Regions from separate parts of the Mus musculus genome. Here region 1 is linked to region 2. Evidence: chromatin loops called from intact Hi-C (ENCODE). Cell type or tissue: left cerebral cortex. All regions are shown on one strand. Region 1 overlaps Urb1 (URB1 ribosome biogenesis 1 homolog (S. cerevisiae)). Region 2 overlaps Cfap298 (cilia and flagella associate protien 298).

What was found. A loop is a pair of places that touch in the nucleus more often than their neighbours do. Peaks named below come from ENCODE experiments on the same cell type or tissue, not always from the same donor. Only the 100,000 strongest peaks of a DNase experiment are listed, where the experiment ranks them.
Region 1: a loop joins it to region 2, with 2.5 times the contacts of the local background. A loop is called at or near these places in 3 of 42 quality-filtered maps.

The regions. Positions count from the first base shown.
Region 1 is chr16:90,797,599-90,802,598 of GRCm38, forward strand. Urb1 (URB1 ribosome biogenesis 1 homolog (S. cerevisiae)) reads right to left here. Exons shown (of 39, transcript NM_029497.1): 5 at 2,422-2,518; 6 at 295-380. Among named protein-coding and RNA genes, the nearest start is that of Urb1, 10 kb to the right of the region's middle. In left cerebral cortex, a CTCF peak has its summit at 4,545 (motif pointing left); DNase peaks (open chromatin) are centred at 2,467, 3,310, 3,815 and 4,529; H3K27ac peaks cover 375 bases.
Region 2 is chr16:90,927,117-90,932,116 of GRCm38, forward strand. It overlaps Cfap298 (cilia and flagella associate protien 298), which reads right to left. Exons shown (of 7, transcript NM_026502.2): 2 at 3,878-4,045; 3 at 2,800-2,867; 4 at 234-392; 5 at 1-113. Among named protein-coding and RNA genes, the nearest start is that of Cfap298, 5.2 kb to the right of the region's middle. In left cerebral cortex, no CTCF peak of the experiment used is centred here; DNase peaks (open chromatin) are centred at 1,427, 1,721 and 1,951.

The DNA.
Region 1 (5,000 bases), 130 kb before region 2:
GGTTTGTAAAGAAAGTATCATTTGCAATTTACAGTCCAAACTGCTGCAGCTGAGGTCATATGACAGCTTTTCCCTTATAGTCGCAAAGCGGCCAGGCTGCTTGAGTTCCCGCTCTTCTTTAACCTTCCAGCCCCAAACTAACTCCCCACCAATGCCAAGTTTAAGCCTAAGTAGCTCTTGTCCAAACTACCTCACTGTAAGTTCAGCTCTGAAGCCCCCTGGGGGCCGGGGAGTGAGGACAGGCCTTTACTCATCCTCAAAGACAACAAGACACACAAGACAGCAAACACGTACCTTTGTTTTCAGTGTGGACAATAAAATGTTGATGGTAGAAATCTTATCCTCCTTTATACCTGAGCTAAAGATGCAGGGGATAAATTCTGAAAAATGAATGTTGCAAAGAATTAAATAAACGCATGGAACTTTGAAATGTAGAGCAAATAATGCCACACCTGATTTCTGTGCCAGGTTCACAGTTTCAACAGTAAACTGGTTCCGTGGCACAGGGACTCAAGGACATCTCAAGGTAAAACAATCACAGAACTTTCAGGAAGGGTGGTAGTTGCCCAGCCCCATTTAGCGTTTCCTTGCATGAAGTAACAGTCACCTGGTGCTATTTGGTGGGGGGTGGGGGTGGGGTGGGGGGGGGTAACCGAGCATGGTAGCAACCCTGGAAATCTTTTCCACCTAATGAGCTCAGGGGTGCTTGGGATGTCCTGGGCTCTGAGCTGCTTCACAGCGCAGAGGGGGTAGTCTGTTTGCCCTTCTCTCTACCTACAAGACAGCTGCAGACCCAACAATCTGTCTCACTGGCTACACACAAGCCTAAAGAACACACACAATCCTACAAAGAGAACTCATTCTTTTTTTTTTGTTTTTAAAGTCAAAGCACAAATTTCAAGTTAACCATAATCCTCTACTCAGCAGCAAACACGGTGCCATCCGAGTTGGCTTGGTTCTGCCGGGTCCAGCTGCTCTGCCTGATGGTCCTGCTGCTTTTCTCTACTCACCCCCGTCCCTGCAACACTGACCTCAGTGGGTATGGGGACACCTAGTGCTCCGTCTGCTCACCCCATCCCCTGCTAACGGTTAGCTGGAGAGCGATGGATGCTGGCACTCAGCCTGCTTTCTCACTATCATTGAGGCCCATGGGATGGTAATGTTTACATTCGTCTCTCTGCTTCCTGACCATGGCTTCAATGTCACCAGCTACTTCACACTCTTGCCATCATGCCTTCCCTGCCATGAAAGACTGTTCCCTAAACTAACACAAGCCCAGATAAACCTCTCCATCCTTCAGTTGCTTGTCAGGTACTTTGTTACAGCAAAAAGAAAAGTCACTAATGTAGACCTTAAGCAAATGCAATCTCTCTCCTCCCCTCACGCTCTGACCAACAGCAACAGAGCCACCACACGGCCCAGGCTGACCACAGACAGTCTCACTTTTACTCAGACCCTCACCCGTAGCACGAAGCTCAGTTCCCCTGCCCTGGCTGAGGCAGAAGGGTTGGTCACCAACCACTTAGGCTATAGCACATGGGGACTCTCCCAAGGACTTAGCCCAGTGCTCTTCTAGGACATAAGGGTAAGATTCTGGAACTCTGAGCGACTGCTATATGCTACCACAGGACAGTCATTACTATCTTTCTGAAGCTCTTAATAAAACACTAATGTTCCTAATAACTGGCAAGCCTTGCTCCAAGGAGGCAGTCACCAGAGGTGGTCAAAGTGAAGCTCCCTTACATTCTGTAATATTCTAATAACATGGAGTACAGCCATAATAGCAATCAATTTATCTGTCTATGTTAGTTATTATGGTGCAGAAATCAAACTCCTTGTATATGTTAAGTAGGCGCTATACAACTGAGCTATATCCCAAACCCTTATACTTTTTTTTTTTTTTTAATTATTGCAATTACTGGGTCTGGAGAGACGGCTCAGTGGTTAAGAGCAATAGCTGCTCTTCCAGAGAACCCAGGTTTGATTCCCAGAACCTACATTAATAGATCAAAACTGTTTCTAACTGCAGTCCCAGGAGATGTGATGCCCGCCTCTGTCCTCTGCAGGGGCCACAAGCATGTAGTCTATAAACATACACACAGGGGAAACAACAGACACATAAAAAATAAATAAGTAAAAATGTTAAAAAATATAAATACTAAGAAAAATCGGAGCTATGAATCTGCGTGTCCTTTGGAACAAAAGCCATGAAGCCTCCTGTTTGCGTCTCAAGGTTGTGCTGGCATCCCAGATGGCCTCAAGGGAACACCAACCAGTGCTGTCAACACACAACTGCTCAAAGGCATCGTCCGAGCACTGTAGCACGCACTGCAGCTACAGAGGCTGCAGCCTCTTTTGGAAGAAACCCTTGCGGTAGGTTCCCTGAACCTCACACGTCCCCAAGGGACAGGGCACTCCCACCTTTTATCTCCAGGACTTGTCCAATGGTGTTGTCATCACCCGCAATTAGGAAGGAAAGGGCAAACTGGATGTAGGCCAGCCGGACGTCATGCACTCCCTGTAGGACAAAGGAGACTCACATGTCACATGCTGCCATTACAGAGAAGAACACAGAAGGCACGTACGCCTAAGTTTCTTTAGTTCACTCTAGGATAGGGACAAACATCCTTTGCCTGCTGGGATCAATCCCCTTTGCTTGCTAATGAAAACAATTATTTGTGTTTTAGGAAAGCCAGAGATAATGGAGACATGGTGCTGCTTCTGATGAGAGGCCAATGTGGTGAGATCTGGTTATTAGAAATTGTAAATCAGTTATTAACACTGAAAAGCAAAGGACAGATGATGCTTCATGTTACGAACACACGGGCATCTGGGATACAGCTCACAGGCATTGCTATGACCCAGGGAGGCAGGCACAAAAGCCATAACAAGCACCCAACACTTGTGGAGAAGCCATGGGCCATCTCATCAGCTTTCCCTCCCAATGTTAAGGTATATTCATGTCTCAGCACAAGGGAGTGAAGGCACAGGTCGCCTCAGCTGCTCCAGCACGGGAACATGTATTTAGAGCCTCCACCACTCAGACAGAAAACCTTTCCAATTCCCAGTTACTCCAACAATTGGAATGCATTGCAAGAATCAAGTTAATATGAGAGAAAGTATGTTCTTGAACACCTGGCAAGACCAAGGACTCAGCATCCCTGCCGTCCAGATCACCCTGGCCCGCTCAGGAGTTAATAGAAGAGGTGGCAGCAGTCACTGTGAACGCGTGAGGACAATGGCGGTGTGTAATGAGCACCTGCTTCATGCATGCCAGGCTCAATGACAAACTGAATCCCTGACACCTCCTTCAGCTCTCAACAGCCCATGGGAGCACTCACACTTTACAAATGAGTTGGAAAAAGACTCATTATCACCACCACCATCACCACCAACCTTCTTCTTCTCTCAAGTCAAGACTGCAGAGGCAGTCTGGGCCCGGAATCCCTAGTGCCCAGTTCTGTCACTTTAGATTTTTCTAGAGTATGAGTACAAGAATAAACTTGACAAAATCTTCCTGTAAGATCTTCCAATAAAGAATTTCTAAATGAAAAAAAAATGGCTACCATATACTAGTTCCCATCCTAGATCACAACCAACCTCCAATCTCAAGTCCTATACTGCAGAGACTAGACTGACCAATCTCAGAGCCAAGGCACCCACCCTCCTTAGGCTAGGCACTGCCACAGGCTTCCAGCCTACCCTTCAAAGGCATCCCACTCCCACTGAAGACAGCCTGTGCCGACTCCTCGTTCCCACCCTACGACCTCACAGGGACATCATCCCAGAAAGGAAACGTTCTGAACTTCTCTAGACTTGTTCTGAAAAATACTTTCTAAAATAGGCTGAAACATTTGGCAAAGCTGCTCTTTGGCACAAGATTTTAACAATGCTTTCTTTGGCTGAGTAAACAGAGACATGATCTACTTTCTTCAAAAACATTAAAATATACCTTACAAAACAGAAAGGACTCTCCATCTCCAACAACTTCAGAGTATTGGGATGGGGAGCCTCAAATGCTTGAGATACTTAAAGACACCCGACAAACCTATTAGGCAAATACAACAAAAATATGGTCCTTGTTTAGACCCAGATTTGAACCAAAAAGTATAAAAATGTTTTTGAGACTGGAAGATCCAAAGACCAAACTGGCTGTTCATGGTGAGAAATTATTAATGGTGACCGTCCCATAATACCATTGTGGTTTTGTTTTTAAAGACATTATTCTGCTAAGAGTGCATGCTGAAATATTTATACTGAAATATTATTCTCTTTTGAGATTTGCTATAAAAGTCAACTGGAAAGGTGGACTGTAAAGTGGGTGAAGGTGGCTGACACTGGCTAAAGCTGGAACTCGAGGTTCCGTGTGCTGCTCTATTTTTAACGCCTCTGGCTTTTGAAAAAGCTTAATGTCTGGCTGTCACTGACCACAATATACCTAAAGGAGCTTATGCAGATCACACAAGGCAAGTACAAGCACTTGCAATGGGACAGAGCCTTCCACTTTGCAGAGTTCAGGGATAAAACAGTGCCCCCTGGAGCCTGGCTGAGCAGCTGCTGTAGCCAGGGTATGGGAGGAAGAGCCCTAGCTGGGCTTTCCACATTGTCCTGGCTATCTGGGTGGCCTGAATACACCTTACTCATTCAGCTTGGATCACTCTTTTCATTATAAGTGCATTTCATGTCCAAAGCCTTACCCACTGATGGGAATATGTTGACATGTTAATAAAGTCTAAGGGACACTGAGACCTGGACTTTCTTCCCTCAGACACGGCCTTATTTAAAATTCTATAAACCCTTAACACCAGGCTAGACTCGAAACCATAAAAGTTTCAGCATTATTATGAACCCATCAGACTACTTTCTAGCAGTTAAGAAATCTAATTGCCAGGCATACTAGGACAAGGAACTAGCATATTGTCTGTTTTTAACAGAGGACATGCACAGCAACACAGTCGTCCACCTCAGCCAGGGCATAGTATGTGTTCACTGTGCTCTAT
Region 2 (5,000 bases):
ATTTTGGTTTTCTCATTTTTCCCCACATAGTCAGAAAGCTTCTTTGTTCTTCTCAGCTCCTTGGCGGCCCACCACAGCTGTGCCTCCGACTCCTGGATGACTTCGAGGGCTGCCTGTGGTCAGTTATACAACACAGGAAGGGGCTTGAGGGGAAAGCCATGCTCGTCCTACCCCAGCACCCGGAGCCTGGCTGCAGGCCCTTCACCCTGCTCTCCCCACCCTGCCCCACATACCTGAGTTCCTGACAAATCTTCTTTATTTTCAAATTCCATCCGGATAGGATCGTATGGTGGCAGCCCCATGGGATAAACGATCATGACCGCACCTCGAAGCTGGTCCAAGGCATCTTTCACCATCTCCATGGTAACAAAGACTCCAGCTTCTACTTGTTTCTGAAAGTGCATTGGGCGCCACTATTGAGTCAATATCCTCCTGGCAGGTTACCCCATGAGGACCTTGGCGGCCCTGCCAGCACAGCCACAGAAGGAACCAAAGAGCTGCTGCTTTCAGGGTGACTACCGTCCACTTCAGAACTGAGCTGAGGACACTGTGGCCCGGGCCAGACTGTGAGTGGCACCAGAGAGCCTGCAGTACTCAAGGCTGGGAGGAGGCAGTGAAGAGGCAGAGAGAGGCAGCTTCAGGGCAGGTGCAGCCCTGGGCAGCAGGTGGGAGAGGAAGGGGCAGCCAGAGCCTCAGTGTCAGGCAAAGGGGTGACAATGTCCTAGGTAGAGAGAATATACTGGAGCTTGTCTCGCAATGAGCACGCTGTGGACTGAGTTGGAGAGGCATCAGCCAGAGGCTCTCAAGAGAACAGAGAGGGGTACATGTAAAGAATAGAGCTAAGGTTGGTCCCTGGTTCCTAGGACCCGGCAGAAGCCCTTTGGATCACTGGTGCTGGGGATGTGCTTTGTGACTTTGTATGTGTACACAGCGCTTTGCCCACATGCATGTGTGTGCACCACGTGTGTGCTTGGTGCTTATAAAGGAGGTCACTAATCCTCTGGAGTTGGCGCTGGAGACGACTGTGAGCAGCCACGGGGGTGCTCTGAGCAGCAAGTGCATTTAACCACAGCCACCTCTCCAGCCCCAGCAATCTGCTGAGACACATCTTCCTATGTACTGCAGGCTGCCTGGGTTCTCACCCGAGCATCCGAGCATCCGTAACACCGGCTTCCCCTGTTGCCTATAAGAAGCTCCTTTGCATTCTACCTGAGTTTGCGTCAACAGCTTAGGTCACGGTGGTCACTGCAAACAGCCCCTGCCTAGCAATGCTGGGGGACCTGAACTGAATGCAGGAGTCACATGGGGTCCCTGCTAGCTGGGTCCCGGGGTTAGACCTGAACTGACCTCCTGCTGATACTGAGGAGACTTTAATCAACTGGGGGTGAGGTGTGGCAATGAGAGGAGGCATGCCAGGAGGATGGCAGGGAACCAACCGCAGACACACGGATGACACAGGGAAGGGAGCTCTGAGGGTGACCCAGGATGATAGTCTCTGGACTGTGTACTGACACTGGTTCGGTGGACAGGAACCTACAGGGGATGCCTATTCTGAAGTACAGAACGCACAGCGGGGGTGAAGGGCGTGGTCTGAGGGTAAGGACCCTGCTAGGACACAGCCTCTGAGGCCATGGCTGCCGCTCTCCTCAGGAGCTCTGCTCAAATGTGTCTTGTAAGCAAAGGCTCTGGTGAGACTCCAGACGCTTCCCACTCACCTCAGCTTTCCAGGAGCTCCTCAAAGACCGGGCAAGGGGCATGGGGGTGGGGGAGGCATGCCTGTAATCTCAGGGAGCTGAGGCAGGAGGACCGCCATGAGTTCAAGGTCTGTTTGGGTTACATAGCTGAGTATTAGGCTGGCTAAAGCTACATAGGAAGAGTCTCAAATATAATAAATTGAAAAAGTAGATTAGCTAAGAGCTTAGGGAATATTTAGGAGTACATTTTGTGGGGCAAGTCTAGAAGCGTGGGAGGGCTGAGTTATGCCAAGACACGCTCACATGGGTGGCAATGACTGTCACCCCACAGATAAACGTGACAAGTGAAAATATCAAAGATATATTTGCACCTGCATGTATGCATGTGTGTGGTGTGGTGTGTGTGTGTGTGTGTGTGTGTGTGTGTATGTGTGTGCTATAGCACATGCTGGGGCACGGTGGGGGTAAGAGGACAATTTGTGGGAGTTGGTTCTCTTACGACCAGGAGGGTCCTGAAATCACCCCAGGTCTTCTGAACTCAGGCTATCAGGCATGGCAGCCAGTGCCTTTATCTACCCAGCTGGCTCTCCAGTCCCCAGGTGCTTCAATATCCCTGAATTCTCTTCATCCAGGGAACATCATCTGCCCTTCAATGCTATTTTCCTTCTGTGAGACAGCTTCTATATAAATGCTGGAGGTGATTACCGCTGCTTTGTAGTAAACGTCTCTGTCAGCCCTGTATCTATAGCTCCATTAGAACTTCCCCAGCTTAGCTTTCTAAGTTCTTCCAAACATAAGAGACTCAGTTCAGGTCAGGTCGCAAACTGCACACAGCCCACATTCACACAAGACAATAGAAACCTTTGTTTGCTCAACAGAACCTGGCAGGACTGGGTAACTGTCATCACCGTTATGCTTATTTGCTTTGCTACTGGAAGGCAGAGAAAGGAAAGAAAAAAGCAGATGCAGAGGCAACAGAAAGGCAGGGAAGAGAGGAGCAGGCAGGGCCTGATGCCGCCAGCTCACGGCTAACTGCAGCTAATCCTCAGGATCGGCCACGTCACAGACAGAAGCTGACAGAAGCGCATCCTACGGAGAAGCTGACCTTAGACACTATCGCCTTGGCTTCTTCTACCGTCTTCTTTAAAACCTGCTTCATTTTCTCATTTGGAGCTATAAAGATAGAAAAGGACAGTGGTCAAACACACAGCCTCTCTAAAAACTCCGGATGTCCTCAAACCGGACTGCCTGAGCCTGGGAGATCGAGACATGGGTGTTCCAGTCTGGATTTGACACAGGGACATAAAGAGAAGTGGGAACCCAGGCAGAGATCCCACCGCAAGGGGCGAGGTCTGCAGTGTCTTCTACACTGTTTGGCACAGGCTACAAAACCAGGCCAGGGAAGTCACTGGGCAAACAGGGCCAGCAAGCCAAGCAGATGCTAAAAGAATTTTAGGCCTCTCAAGCTACAAAGCTGCGGCTCATCTCTCTCAGTGTCTCAAAAGCAGACACGGGCAGTTAGTGATTGGCTGGCTGCATGCCAGTAAAACTTTACAAGTGCATACATAAATTTTTCTTATATGTATGCATGCATGTTTGTATGTTTGTTTGAGTTAGGATTGCCCTCGTACCCAGGCTGTCCCAATTCTCTCGTCCTAAACTCCTGAGTGCTAGGAGTCTGTGTGTGTCCTCTGGACTCACGAGACTTTACTTCATCTGACGACTGTCCACACGTGGCACAGAGCACCAAGTCAACTTCCAAGTTTAAACTAAGCTTAAAACTAAGTACAGTGGAGACAGAGTCTCCACATCTAGGGAGAATGGTACAGCACCCACCCATTTCCGACCTACAGAGGCGGCAAATTTAAATGGCCTGTTTACCCGACAAATGGGGCACTTCAGTAGGAGGGAGCAGACAGAGCAGGGTCCTCCCCTTGGCTCATCCTGGTTTTAGCACAGGCGTTTCAGAGTGCAATCAAGTCTTCAGAGAAATGATGAAATTGCATTAGTGAATGTGGGTGAGCATGTGTGTGGCAGCATGCACGTGTGAACTGTGGGGAGTTAGCTTTCTCCATCCACCTGCAGAGCCGTCCTGCTGGCCCACATCTCTTAACCTAAAGCACTGCCTTCAGGTCTGATGTGATGCACGGGAGCAAAGGCAGAAGAGAGAGAGAGCCGGTTACCTTGCCCGTTCCTCCGCCCGATCTCGTCCTTCGTAAAAACAGACCCTCCACTGGGCACACACTTCTCCCCCCACTCGTCCTTCAGTTTCAGCTCTTCGATCTGCTCATCAGTCAGCCCTTGCATATTAGGGGGCAGAAAGACACCGTGTTCCGCCAGCTCCTCCATCTCTGAAAAACAAGTCGAGGGCAGAGCCTTCAGCTGTGATCACTAACTACAAGTGTACACTCCTGGCTCAGGCCTGGCCACTCTAGCTCACGATTTTAACACTCATATACCAGGAGCCATGTGCCAGGGCTTCCCTAATCCCGGACAAAGCTACCAACTCCTCAGTCAGTCAGTGCAGCAGTGAGCTTCGACTCCTCTGTGTCCATGCTCTAAACCACTGTGCTCAGGAGTTACCAGGTCAGCGCTCAAGACCAAGCCGGTTCACACAGCTTTACCATTTCCCAAAGAAAGTCTCGGAGAGCCCCATTTAATGTAACCTTGTGAAGGGTGTAAGACAATTGGGTAAACGTCCATCTTCCTAATGTCCAACTCTGATCTGAGGCTAATATTTCTAATATTTTATGAGCCCCTTACACGGAGGCTCCCTTGGTAAAGTGCTTGCTCTGTAAGGTGAGGGGCTGAATCGCAGAGCCCGTGTAAAAGGGCCAGTGTGGTGCAGTGCACTGAGAGTAGGGGTATCTAGGGGAAGGTAGAGGCCTGGGGACCCCTGGGGATTGGCTGCTGGCCAGCCTGCTCTAAAAACCCAAGGTCACACAACACCCGTTACACGGGCCTCACACATAGATCCCCTCCCTGCTCTGGCACAGAGGCACCCACCCACAAACGTACTCACAAAACTTTATAATGACACTTCATAAAAATCACTGGGAAGGATTTAGGCAACTGTGCAGGTTGTTTTTTGTCAACCTGGCACAAACCTACATATAGCCAGGGAGAGGGAACCTCAATTGAGAAACCGTCTCCCTCAGATGCCTATAGGCTAGTTGTAGGGCATATGTTTGAGTCATGACTACTGAGCACACGTCAGGCGTCGCCACTGGATGGGCAGATGGTCTGGGGTGACAAAGAATGAACAAAACCTGAGGAACAAGCCAGTAGGGGTTTCCTTTCAGCTTC